Regions from separate parts of the Homo sapiens genome. Here region 1 is linked to region 2. A link is a contact called in ENCODE Hi-C or POLR2A ChIA-PET data. All regions are on one chromosome and are shown on one strand. The core of a region is the stretch at or near the end of the contact, and the rest is flanking DNA. Distances in the headings are between cores, read along the strand shown.

What was found. Hi-C counts contacts between places; a loop is a spot of excess contacts on that map. ChIA-PET counts read pairs that join two places held with the same protein, here RNA polymerase II (POLR2A). Pooled maps may share reads with other maps.
Region 1: a pooled map of ovary shows a loop between it and region 2 (2.1-fold over the local background). The contact joins the promoter of TPSG1 here to the promoter of NME3 in region 2. A Hi-C loop is called at or near these places in 1 of 168 maps with a recorded cell type or tissue (prostate gland) and 2 of 50 pooled maps. POLR2A ChIA-PET finds 5 or more read pairs at or near these places in 1 of 52 experiments (activated CD4-positive, alpha-beta T cell).

The regions. Positions count from the first base shown.
Region 1 is chr16:1,220,470-1,226,517 of GRCh38, reverse strand. TPSG1 (tryptase gamma 1) reads left to right here and starts at 1,250. Exons shown (of 6, transcript NM_012467.4): 1 at 1,250-1,311; 2 at 1,890-1,916; 3 at 2,924-3,095; 4 at 3,601-3,866; 5 at 4,177-4,322; 6 at 4,422-4,867. The coding sequence starts at 1,266. The coding sequence ends at 4,730. LOC124903621 reads right to left here and starts at 1,267. Exons shown (of 2, transcript XM_047434997.1): 1 at 957-1,267; 2 at 1-64. The coding sequence starts at 1,267. CACNA1H (calcium voltage-gated channel subunit alpha1 H) reads right to left here. Exons shown (of 35, transcript NM_021098.3): 35 at 4,750-6,048. The coding sequence ends at 5,524. RefSeq lists a silencer at 2,212-2,398.
Region 2 is chr16:1,766,566-1,772,792 of GRCh38, reverse strand. It overlaps NME3 (NME/NM23 nucleoside diphosphate kinase 3), which reads left to right and starts at 1,250. Exons shown (of 5, transcript NM_002513.3): 1 at 1,250-1,304; 2 at 1,383-1,513; 3 at 1,622-1,723; 4 at 1,800-1,912; 5 at 2,027-2,473. The coding sequence starts at 1,259. The coding sequence ends at 2,144. MAPK8IP3 (mitogen-activated protein kinase 8 interacting protein 3) reads right to left here. Exons shown (of 32, transcript NM_001318852.2): 23 at 6,145-6,227; 24 at 5,990-6,070; 25 at 5,822-5,889; 26 at 5,496-5,644; 27 at 5,058-5,229; 28 at 4,875-4,988; 29 at 4,686-4,724; 30 at 4,415-4,594; 31 at 4,167-4,316; 32 at 2,442-4,090. The coding sequence ends at 3,969. MRPS34 (mitochondrial ribosomal protein S34) reads left to right here. Exons shown (of 3, transcript NM_023936.2): 2 at 147-189; 3 at 280-898. The coding sequence ends at 572. RefSeq lists silencers at 1-44, 915-1,504, 1,815-2,014 and enhancers at 525-614, 4,125-4,174.

The DNA.
Region 1 (6,048 bases), core at 1-2,500, 550 kb after region 2:
CGTGTGGAGCACTCTGCGGGGAGTGGCGTGCTGGGGCACAGGCAGAAAGACGGGGTCCCCAGTGCTGCAGGTGAATTGAGTTGGGACAGGTGAGGGCCCTGAAGTCCCCACCTGTGGGGACCTGGGGACAGCCCTAGAGGTCAGGACTAGAGGACCTGGTTCCATGAAGACCCTGCCCCTCAGGCTCCCTCCCCACTGGGTGACATCGCCCTGTTAGGGGCACCCTGGGCCGGGGACTCGTGGCTCAGACCCCGCTCCCTTGTGTGGGGTGGGACTGTCCTGCCTCCCCTGAGGCGCCCCCTCCAGGTGTGCGGCTGCCGTGAGGGAGGAGGGTGCCCGGCCGTGGGTGCACTGCTGGCCCCGCATGCTGGTGTTGTCCTTATTGGTCACCAGGAAAAACACTGAACCTCCAGTTCTGAGCCTTGGCTACCCCACGTGCTGGCGTGCAGGCGGCCACGTCTGTGCCTGGGAGGCCACATCCTGGTGGGTGGTCAGGCAACTCCCCCCAACCCGTGGCTGAGTTTCCCCACATCAAAGAGGGGATCCCTGACCTAGAAGGTCTCAGCTGGACCCTCCAGCCTGGCCTGTGATTTGGATCTGGGGAGGGCGGCAGGAAAGTCCCGGGCGCTGCCCAGGGCCCCTAATCAGCTGAGTCATCAGGCTGGGGCAGCCAGGACGGTTAGGAAGGGCCAACCCAGGCTGGGCCGTGAAGTGGTGCCCATCTGATCTGCCGCACGAGCACAGGACCTGCTGCCGGACGTGGGGACAGGGACTTCTCAAAGAGTGGTTGTCACGAGGGCCTGAGCTGTCTCCAAAGGGCTGCTGGGCCTTGAGTTGGGACCCTCCTGAAGAACCCCCAGGACTGGGCTCCCAGAGGATGAAGGAGAGGGGGTGGCGTGCCCCGAGGGAACCAGGGAGTAATTTTTGGAGGGGGCGGCACTCAGAGGAACACTCACCCCTCCCTCAGCCCTGGCCCCGGAGCAGAGACAAGGTGAGAAGTACTTTTGCCTTCTGTCCTTCCCCGCTTTCCCTTGACGGAGCCGGCCACTTGGTGCCAGGGCTGTGGCGTCCACACAGGGATAAATGGAGGTGACGACCCTTCTCTGAGGTGCAGAAGGAACAGGTGGGGCCGTCTGTGGAGCTCCGGCCTCCTCCTCCGTCCTCCCGCCCTGCCTGACAGCAGGTGTGTGGCCACCCCTATCCCCCACGCCCAGCAGGTCCAAGGGTCAGGCTGGCCCTCCTTCTCCCTACAGTGGGCAGACACCATGGCCCTTGGGGCCTGTGGCCTCCTGCTGCTCCTGGCTGTGCCCGGTGGGTGACCTGGCCTGGGTGTGGGGATGGGGGGGCATCTGCTTCCTGCCTGGACCCCTGATGGGGGTGAAACTGGGGGCTGGTCTGAGACGGAGAAACATGCTGAGTCCCCACCCTGTGGGGCCCCGTGTCTCCTCTGAAGAGACTGCACCCCTGGCTGGAGGCCCAGCTGTCCGTGCTGGGGAGAGGCAGGAGGGATGTGCGGGTGGGAGTTGGGGGTGCAGGAGTTGGCAGGGCGGGTGGTAGTTGGGGGTGCGGGTGGGAGTTGGGGGTGCCAGGAGTCCCAGGCCCTAGAACACTGGTGATTTCTTTCCTGAGCAGGACCTGGAGGGCGGGGAGGAGGCCCAGGCCTGAGGCCAAGCTCCCGGCCTCCAGCTGCCGTTTATGGCCTGTGGCTTGTCCCACCCAGCCCTGGGCCAGTGAGACAGCAGTTGACCCAGCCTCACCAGGCCGGGCCCCTCTGCTCAGGACCAGGCCCCACCCCAGTGCCGCCCTGAGGCCTGGCAGGGGCCTCTGGAGCCCGCACACCCCTCTCCTTGGCAGCCCCCTCCATCCTGGGCCCTTCGTCTTTCCCACAGGTGTGTCCCTCAGGACTTTGCAGCCAGGTACGTCTCTGACAGGTGTGGGGTGTGGGGGAGGGTGCAGGCAAGGCCTGGCAGGAGGGCCTCGGTGACCCTCTCCTTCCCTGGGGTCCCAATGGGGGCCCGGGGAGGTCATAGTTTGTCGCCGTGGTTTCTGCTCGCATCTCTCGGTTGAGTGGGGCTGGTCGGGGTGTGCTGCAGGGCTGTCTCCCCCACCACCACTGTAGTCAGTCTGTACCTTGGGAGATGCTCTGAGGCCATGAAACAACCTGGCCCTCCTCGAACTTTCTCCCCACAGCGTCCCCACCGTGGCCCTGGAACCAGCTGGGGGCTTTGCCGTGTGGGAGAGCCGGTGCCCCACCCCACACCCGCTGCCTATCTATAAACATCTCTGTCTGTCTACATCCCAGCTTCCCTTCCATTCAGCCCAGTGGCCACACTCCATCACCAGCACAATTATCCAGCTCAGGCAGACCCAGGTGTGGCCAGTGGGTCTCCAGCTGACTTCCTCTTAATTTCTTCTTAACTTACTGAGGTGAAGTTTACAGAAGATAAAGTTACATTATCAAGCGTCCAATTCAGAGGCCCCGAGCACCTTGGACAGTGCTGTCTGCCCCCCGCCCCCCGAATTTTATCCAGCTTCGAATATCTCCACCACCCCTGAAGGAAAACCGGGGCCCACTAGGCAGCCACCCCCAGCACCCCGGGCCTTCTCGGGGGCTCCACCGTTCTGAGCCCCTTTCTAGCCGCCTAGGGGCCCTCTGCAGCCTTTCCACCGCCTCCGGGAGCCCTGGTTAGTTTGTGGAGCATGGTGCTTAGAAAGGACGACCTGAGCCCCAGGCGCGCTCACTGCTCCTGAGACGTCATTTCTGCTGCACCCACGATGCTTCTGGGGAGAGTCTGGCAGACGAGAGAGCTGAAGAGCAAAGTCCCCAAGAAGGCAGGGAGGTGTGGTCAGGGAAGGCTTCATGGAGGAAGTGCAGTGGGTTTCTTGGGATCCCCACCAGGCACCCCTTCCTCCTTCGACTTAGGGTGTGGCCGGCCGCAGGTTTCGGATGCAGGCGGCCGGATCGTGGGGGGTCACGCTGCCCCGGCCGGCGCATGGCCATGGCAGGCCAGCCTCCGCCTGCGGAGGGTGCACGTGTGCGGCGGGTCACTGCTCAGCCCCCAGTGGGTGCTCACAGCTGCCCACTGCTTCTCCGGGTGAGTGTCCGGGTGGGCAGGGGCAGTCTCAATGTCCAGGCCCCAGTGGGGCATGCGCCAGCGCAGAGGCCTCCACTTGGTCTTGACTCACTCCGAGGCTTGGGAACTCTGAGCCTACTTCCTTCCAATGGAAAGGGAGGAGCTGGTTGCCCACCTTCTGTGAGGTTCTGCAGCTCTTTGCTCACCTCTAGGGATGGACAGCTCCCTCCCTCCTTCCCTCCCCTCGGTCTCTTCACGTGGAGCTGAGCTTGCAATCTGCCTCCTGACCAGCCCCTGCTGGTGTCGGGCATGCTGCTGGCTTTTCCAGGGGCTGGCAGGAACCCCAAGGTGCTGCCGTGGTCCTTGGGCCCTGCAGGGTGAGGCCACTGCCCAGGCTTTCTGCGTCCCAAGCCTAGGAGGGAAGAGCTGGGCTTCGGATGCCTGCAAGGGTAGGGTCTGGGCGGGGCCGACACTGACCTCCAGCCTCCGCAGCTGGCCCCTCTCACCCAGCCACCTTCCCTCCCAGGTCCCTGAACTCATCCGACTACCAGGTGCACCTGGGGGAACTGGAGATCACTCTGTCTCCCCACTTCTCCACCGTGAGGCAGATCATCCTGCACTCCAGCCCCTCAGGACAGCCGGGGACCAGCGGGGACATCGCCCTGGTGGAGCTCAGTGTCCCCGTGACCCTCTCCAGCCGGATCCTGCCCGTCTGCCTCCCGGAGGCCTCAGATGACTTCTGCCCTGGGATCCGGTGCTGGGTGACCGGCTGGGGCTATACGCGGGAGGGAGGTGAGGAGCCCCCGTGGGGATGCTGGGATGGAGGAAGGCAAGGGCGGCAGGAAGAGAGCTGGCTTGAGGGATGCTGATGCTACCACCTGCTCCTGGTGGCTTCCACACCCAGCCAAGGCCGCCCCTATCGGCTGTCCCTTTTCAAAGCCTGTCGTGTGGATCCAAAGCAGCAGCCAAACGTCAGATCACAACCCACGTGCCGTGACGAGGGTCGTGGTGGCATGGGACTTGTGTCTGGCAAGGTCTCCCATCCCCCCAGTGCAGGGCCTGGTGCCCCAACCTTCTCTGAAGCCTGTTCCCCCCACCCCAGAGCCTCTGCCACCCCCGTACAGCCTGCGGGAGGTGAAAGTCTCCGTGGTGGACACAGAGACCTGCCGCCGGGACTATCCCGGCCCCGGGGGCAGCATCCTTCAGCCCGACATGCTGTGTGCCCGGGGCCCCGGGGATGCCTGCCAGGTGAGCCTGCCAGGCCGTGACAGAGGATGGGGGCGGCTGAAGCCCAGGGAGGGGCTCCCCATCTTCTCGGCTCCCAATGCTCGCCTTCTCTGTCCTCAGGACGACTCCGGGGGGCCTCTGGTCTGCCAGGTGAACGGTGCCTGGGTGCAGGCTGGCACTGTGAGCTGGGGTGAGGGCTGCGGCCGCCCCAACAGGCCGGGAGTCTACACTCGTGTCCCTGCCTACGTGAACTGGATCCGCCGCCACATCACAGCATCAGGGGGCTCAGAGTCTGGGTACCCCAGGCTCCCCCTCCTGGCTGGCTTCTTCCTCCCCGGCCTCTTCCTTCTGCTAGTCTCCTGTGTCCTGCTGGCCAAGTGCCTGCTGCACCCATCTGCGGATGGTACTCCCTTCCCCGCCCCTGACTGATGGCAGGAATCCAAGTGCATTTCTTAAATAAGTTACTATTTATTCCGCTCCGCCCCCTCCCTCTCCCTTGAGAAGCTGAGTCTTCTGCATCAGATTATTGCAACATTTAACCTGAATTTAAAAGCACACGAAACAAAGGTGTCAATGGGAATCTCGCGGCCAACGCCCCCAGATGTAGGGGAGGCCTGATTCGCATCGGGGCCGGGCGCGTTACTCCATGGGGTCGGCCCCTTAGTGAGGTGTCACCTCTCCCAGAGTCACAGGACGCTTCTGGGAAGGCCCGAGCGGAACGGAAAGGGTGGTGGCTGGAAGGGGAGGGTGGTGAGGGCGTGACAGGCGGACAAGAACTCAGACTGTGAGTGAAGGTGACATTGGGCCGCGGTGGCTGCAACCTGCCGCCGGCAAGGGCACAGGGCCCCCAGCGAGTGTCCTGTAACAACGCGGGGCCTGAAAGGACGCAACCTGGTACCTTCCCCTCTCTGGCGGGTGCCCGGTCTTCGTCCCACAGACGCGGCTTCTCTCCTGACGGGAGGCTGACCCAGTTGCCCGCACAGCCTCGGCTGGTAGCAAAACTCGGAGAAACCCGAACCAGAACGGACGGAGGCTCGTGGGGCCCGGCAGCTACTCCTGCTTCGCTGGGCAGAGAACCAGGGCCTGGGCCGTCATCCTCCCCGGGCCTTTCTGCTCACGACGGGACCCAAGTCAGGGTCCATGCAGGGTTCTGCCTGGGCCTCCACCCCAGCGGGGCCCCCAGACCCCAGGGCCAAAGCCGTGGGCGGCACCAAGCCCCGAGCTACACGGGGTCATCTGCACCACCCCCTGGGGCAGGGGTGGCTGAGGGGGACCCTGGTTTCTCCAGAGGACACTGGGGGACTGTGAGGTACAGCCCCCGCCTCTTCTCTGGGGGGTCACCGACGGGCATGGGAGGCTCTGATTCTGGGGGTTCCAGGGGCACTATGGCCCCTGAAGAGGAAGCTCTGGATTCTGGGGTCACACTGTGGCTACCGTCCAAGAAAGGGTCTCCACTGGGGACCCCGAGGTCCAGCGGCTCAAAGGCAAAGCTGGGGACGGTCAGGTGCTCAGCCCGGCAGGAGGCCTGGCCCCAGCGCTCCCCCTTGGCTGCAGGGTCCCCCCCGGCGCCTGAGCCCTCTGTGGGCTCCAGGGAGTCCCTGTGAGGCGTGGCCTCACAGGACGGGGTCCTGCGCCTCAGTGTGGTGCTGCCGCCCTCTGCCGCGGAGGGCCGCGCAGAGCCCTCGTCCTCCGCAGGGGGTTCCACCGAGATGCAGGGGGGGCTCATCTTCTTCTTTCTGCGCGCACC
Region 2 (6,227 bases), core at 1-2,500:
GCACCCCGTCCGCACCCCGCCCCTGCAGCCGCCTGGTCTCCCCGCCTCCCCTCCTCCCTGCAGGTTTGCGTGGCTGAGGCTCCCACCTCCTGACCTCGGGGGCCGAGAGCTTTGCGAGCTGACCCCGCTTCCTTCTGGCTTTGCAGAACTTGGACCACGGGAAGGCCTGGGGCATCCTGACCTTCAAAGGTAAGGCTCGGGAGAGCGGGTGCCCGGCAGTTCGATGCCGACCGCCGACGGCACAGCAAGTGTGTGCAGACGCCTCTTTTTCTTCATCAGGGAAGACTGAGAGCGAGGCGCGGGAGATCGAACACGTCATGTACCATGACTGGCGGCTGGTGCCCAAGCACGAGGAGGAGGCCTTCACCGCGTTCACGCCGGCGCCGGAAGACAGCCTGGCCTCCGTGCCGTACCCGCCTCTCCTCCGGGCCATGATTATCGCAGAACGACAGAAAAATGGAGACACAAGCACCGAGGAGCCCATGCTGAATGTGCAGAGGATACGCATGGAACCCTGGGATTACCCTGCAAAACAGGAAGACAAAGGAAGGGCCAAGGGCACCCCCGTCTAGAATGCCAGAACCAGCGGGTGGCCTTAGGGGCTGTGAGGCAGTGGGGACCTTATTGATGAAAGAAACCGTCTTTGCGTTACACCCGAGTCTGCCTCTCGGAGCAGGGAGCTCACCTTCCGCGACGTGTTCTGAGGGTCTGCATCTTAGGGGGGAGGGCTGGGGCAAATCGCCACCTGTGCCTTTCCTCTGGCCCTGCTGCCCCCACACCCAACTCCGAGGGCCCACGCTGGGGAAAGCGGGAAGCGCTCGCTCCCTTTCCCCCATTAGTGCTCTCTCTGCCTGGATCCCGGCAGAAGCTATGAAAGGGAATAAAGAGAAAAGAAGTACCCAGGGTCGTGGTGTCTTTGCGCTCTGTCTTTAGGACCGGGGAGAGAAGGGCTGACGCTGTGGTCGTGGCCCTGGCCGGGGGGGCGCGGGGGGGGCGGGGTTCGGGCGGTGCGGAGCAGGGCGCCGCGTGGGTGGAACCACCTGGGCGGGTTGTGGGGGATACAGTTAGTGTCCGAGCTGCTGGAGGAGACTTGGCCTCCGCAGCTGCCCTCCGGCCCCCCACGGCTGCCGGGTTCCGGGGTGCAAGTGAAGCAGCCTCCCCGCGGAGGCCGCAGCGCCCCGACCAGGCCTCTTTAAGCGCAGGCCCCGCCCCGGGCGCCACCGCCCCGCCCCGCGGATCCCGCTCCCGCACCGCCATCATGATCTGCCTGGTGCTGACCATCTTCGCTAACCTCTTCCCCGCGGGTGAGCCGCGCGGCGCGGGCCGGGGGCGGGTGGCCGGTGCTGGGCCGGCCTGACGGCCCGTCCCCGCCTGCCCCGCAGCCTGCACCGGCGCACACGAACGCACCTTCCTGGCCGTGAAGCCGGACGGCGTGCAGCGGCGGCTGGTGGGCGAGATTGTGCGGCGCTTCGAGAGGAAGGGCTTCAAGTTGGTGGCGCTGAAGCTGGTGCAGGTGGGGGCGCGGTGAGCGAGCGGGGGCGCGGTGTGGGGGGAAGGGGAGCGGGGACCTGGGGACGCCTAGGTGCCGGGTGCGGGCGCAGGCGGCCTGACCCTTCCGCAGGCCTCCGAGGAGCTGCTGCGTGAGCACTACGCCGAGCTGCGTGAACGCCCGTTCTACGGCCGCCTTGTCAAGTATATGGCCTCCGGGCCGGTGGTGGCCATGGTGAGTATCCGGGAAGCGGGCGGGCGGCTCCGGGACCCCCACCCCCGCGTGATACCGCGCCCGTTCCTCCGCACAGGTATGGCAGGGGCTGGACGTGGTGCGCACCTCGCGGGCGCTCATCGGAGCCACGAACCCGGCCGACGCCCCGCCCGGCACCATCCGCGGGGATTTCTGCATCGAGGTTGGCAAGTAAGGCCCGCCCCGGGGACGGTCCCAGCCCCGTCCGGCCTCCCCCTGTTCAGCCTGCGTGGTACCCGTGCCGGAGGTCTCTTTCCCACGCTCACACGCGCCTCTTCCGCGCAGGAACCTGATTCACGGCAGCGACTCGGTGGAGAGTGCCCGCCGCGAGATCGCTCTCTGGTTCCGCGCAGACGAGCTCCTCTGCTGGGAGGACAGCGCTGGGCACTGGCTGTATGAGTAGCCCGGCAGATGCGCGTCACAGAGGCTCTCACACTCCAGCCTCCTCCAGGGCCCAGGTGGGCGGGCTTCTGGCCCCACCCCACAGCGCTTGGAGCATCCCTTTGGACGGGCTGCTGAACATCCACCTGTCTGGACGTTGCATGGAGGGTGGCGCAGGCCTCTCCAATCCCTGGCGTACAGGGTTTCCTGCCCGAGGAGCTGCTCCAGGAGCCTGCGCGGCTCGCCTGGAAACGTGCCAGGACACTGTCCTGGTGCCCAGCCCAACGTGGTCCAACGTTTTTTTATAATAAAGTCCTCGTTTTCGTTTCGATTTGGGCCCAGGAACAGGCAGCTACGACGTTAAGACATTTATTACATACAGAGCAGATATGTGGGTTTGCTTGCAGGGCCAAAGCCTGAGGAGAATCGTCACCCCTCCCCCAGCCGCCCCACTGCTCAGCCCGGAGTCACTTCGAGATCCTGGGGGAACAGACGAGGGAGCGGACATACATCACAGTGGAGGTGGCAGGGTGGTGGGGAGAAGCCGGCAGCGCAGCGGCTGCAGCCCTCGGTGGCCAGCGGGGCTTGTGGGGCAGCTCCCCAAGATCTGTGCTTCTCTGGTTGGGGGTGGGTGCGGGGGCTGGGCTGCCCTCATAAGGGCCTCCCAGACAGGAGTGCAGTGGGCCTGGAAGGTAGGAATAGGCCAGAGAGGCCCAGCTGGGCAGGGAGAGCAGTCCAGGGTGGCGTCTGCCCTCTGCGGGCTTGGAGTCGGCTGGGGGCGGCTCCATCCTCAGCCCCACGGGCCTCTGCTTGGTGGCCTCTCTGTTGCTCCCTGGAAGCAGGCCACAGCGGGCAACCCTAGGCACTTAGTAGCGTGTCTGGGAGCTGGGCTCCGTGGAGCCCCGTGCAGGAGGCAGGCCCCGGGAGCACATCATCCCCCATCAACCTGAGGCTGAGCCTGTGTCCTAGGACTGATCCCGGAGAGGCCAGGGGCCTCCCCTTCTTCCTGAGGCCTGGGCCTGCCCTGGCAGCCTGAGAAATCCCACCCTGGGGGCTTCTGGGAGGGACAGGACTCCAGGGCCCACTCCTCCAAGGTGAGTCTTCTGCCCAGGCAGAGCCTGGGGGGACACGGGTCAGAACGGGGCTGGCAAGAGCCTGCCTGCATGGGCAGGATGGGGTAGCAGTCTCTGTTCTCAAGCAGCTGCCCCAGGGAGCCGGGCCTCGTGCTTTTATGCCAGCTCCCTGGGCAGGGGACAGCTGGGGTGGGGACAGACAGGATAGAGGCTTGACGACGGGGAGGCCCCAGAGAAGGCCGGCTGGGGTGCAGGCACCTGGGCAGCCTGAGGCCCACCTCCCTGGGCAAAGGCTAGTGCCTGGCCCAGCTCCCCTAGGCAGAGTGAGGGCCCAGGAGGCAGGGTGGCCCCATGAGCAGCATGCAGAGGTGGGCCCAGGGCAGGCAGCCTCGGCGGCGGGGAGCCCCTGCCTCCTCCAGGGGTGCTGGGGAGTAGGAGGCCCAGGGTAGAGCCAGGACCACCTCGGATTCTGCCTGCGCTGGGCCCAAGGTGCCCTGGACTTGAGGACTCTGGGCTGGAAGCTGGCCAGGAGCTGCCCGGGAAACTGTCCCGAGAGCATCTTCCCCTCGGGTGGAAGTTCCCCTCCCCTCCTCCTCCCAGCTGATCCGCATCCCCGCACTCCCTGCCCGCTGGAGGGGCCAGACTCAGGTGAAAGCTGCAGGTTGAGAGGTTAGAAGAGGGGCGGCGGCGCCTGGCTGGCTACCCCGCGGGCCGGGCGGGGGTCAGGTGGTCGGGGGTCCTATGTACAGGTCGGGCCAGGCAGGGCAGCAGCTTCACTCGGGGGTGTAGGACACCTGCCACACGATGATGTGACTGCGCTCTGCCTTGGACAGCACGGGCTTCACCTGGCTCATGTCCCCTGCGCCCTCCTCCGTCTCGTCGTCCTCTCCGTCTCCTGCGGGCAAAGCAGCAGAGTGACGGCCAGGCTCCCCCCGCGCCCAACCTCAGCCCTGTCCCTGGGCCCCGCTCACCAATGCGGAAGTCGATGTAGCCCTCCCCGCCGCTCAGCACCAGCACGTTCCGCAGCTTCTGGCCCTCGACCTCCGAGGCAGGGGCAGCTGGCCCAGGGCCCTCGGCTGGGCTGTCCAGCACACTCCCATTCAGGGTGGCCAGCACGTTCCCTGGGATGGCAGAAGCGATTCAGGACAGCGGCCTCCTGGGGGAGGCGGCGGCCACTGGCATGCAGGGGATGTGGATGGCAGGAGGGGCCCAGCCTCACCTGGCACCGAGACAAAGAACTTCACGGCATCGCGGTGCCCATGGAAGCATAGCTGGGCCTGGGCCATGGAGCAGTAGGGGATGAAGCTGCTGGCCGCCCTGTCACTGCTGTCATCGCCATACACGTGGATGATGCCCCCGGGACGGGCGCCCTCCCCAGAGGTGGGGGATGTCTTATTGGCTGCAGGGAGAGAACCCAGAGGCGCTGAGCCCGCATACAGGTGGAGAGTGGGAGAGGCTCCCGTGAGGGGACACGAGGTGGCTGGGCTTACCTCGGAGCCCCAGGAGCTGGCCTCGGTGCAGGACCACAGCTGGGGACATGGGAGGAGCATGGGAGAAGAGGAGAGCGGTCAGCGTAGGGGCAGCAAGGCACCCTCCAAGGTGGCCCTGCAGAGCCACCCCGTGAACCCACGTACACCTCTGGCAGCACCACTGCCCCTGCAGGTGTGCAGGCCACTCACTCTCTGTCAGGGGGATGGAGATGACCACTCCGTTGCCGGTGCCCACCCAGAGCCGGCTGCCCGCGACAAGCAGGGCCGTGATGCGTACGAAGGAGAAACCCAGCTTGCCAGTGCCTGTGGGGGAGAGCGGTCAGGGTGGCTGGCCTTGAGCACCCCACCACCCCATCTGGCGTGGCCCCTCACCTAGCATCTTGCTGACGTAGGGCTCAATGTCCACGTCCTGTAGATGCTGGTGCGTGTGTGCATGGTAGAGCCTCAGGGTGGAGTCCAGGCGGATGGACACCCATACGCCATCGCCGATCCACGCCAGCTGCCGCACCTGGCTCTCCCGCCGCGGGTGGGCGTCAAATGACTTCTGTGGAGTCATGGCTGCCCATCAACAGGGCTGGGGAGAGGAGAGGAAGTGGGGAGCCCCAAACCTGCCACAGCTCCAGGGCCACCTGCAGTCCCCTCAGACCTCCCAGCCAGCGCCTGCTTTGCGCCTGTTCGAGCCTGAGTCATAGGTGGTACAGGGGAGATGGGACCCACGTAGGGCCTCGTGGACTTCCGTATGGAAGATGCGGGAGAGCTGCTGGCCAGCAGGAGCCTCTTCCCCTCCCCGGGGCCCTGGCCGGCACTCGCCTCTATCTGCATGGTCTTGGGCTGGATGACGTGCACCTTGTTCTTGTAGCCACACCACACGCGGTCGTACACAACAGCCATGCAGCGGATGGAGTGGTGCGGGTGGCCCAGGTCCATTAGGTGATAGTTGCTCAGATCCCACTGGCCATCTGGAGGGAGCCCCGGACACCTGCTCAGGCCTGGCCAGGCCCCACCTCTGCTCAGGGCATCGGGTTGAGACACCCACTGCCAGACTAAGGAGAGGCCTGGAACCCCGGGAGCCCCTTGGCTAAACAATGCCAGGGCCATCAGCTGCCACCCACACACCCCGTGCTGCCAGGCCCCACCTTCACCACGGTGGAAGATGGCCAGGGTCCCGTCCGCCAGAGCCACCAGCACACGGCCTTTGACATGCCTGAAACAGGAATGCGGTGAGCCTGGTTTGGGCCAGGCTGTGCCAGCCCCCTCCGCCCCGTTCCCCCGCGCCGCCCGGCCCTCGGTCTGGGGTCACCCACACCAGGCTCAGCACAGAATCCTTCAGCTTGATGGAGTGCAGGCACTTCTTCCAGTTGGCCACAGCCGAGTGCACATAGAGCCTAGGGAAGGAAGCGGCGATGGGCGAGGGGCTCACCCAGGACCCTCCCTCCACCTTGCCCCGGGCCCTTCCTACCAGCCGTTCTGGGCTCCCAGCCACATGGTGGGTGCAGCACTGCTGCCTGCTCCCGTGGGGTCCCCGCTGGGCTCTGGCTCTGG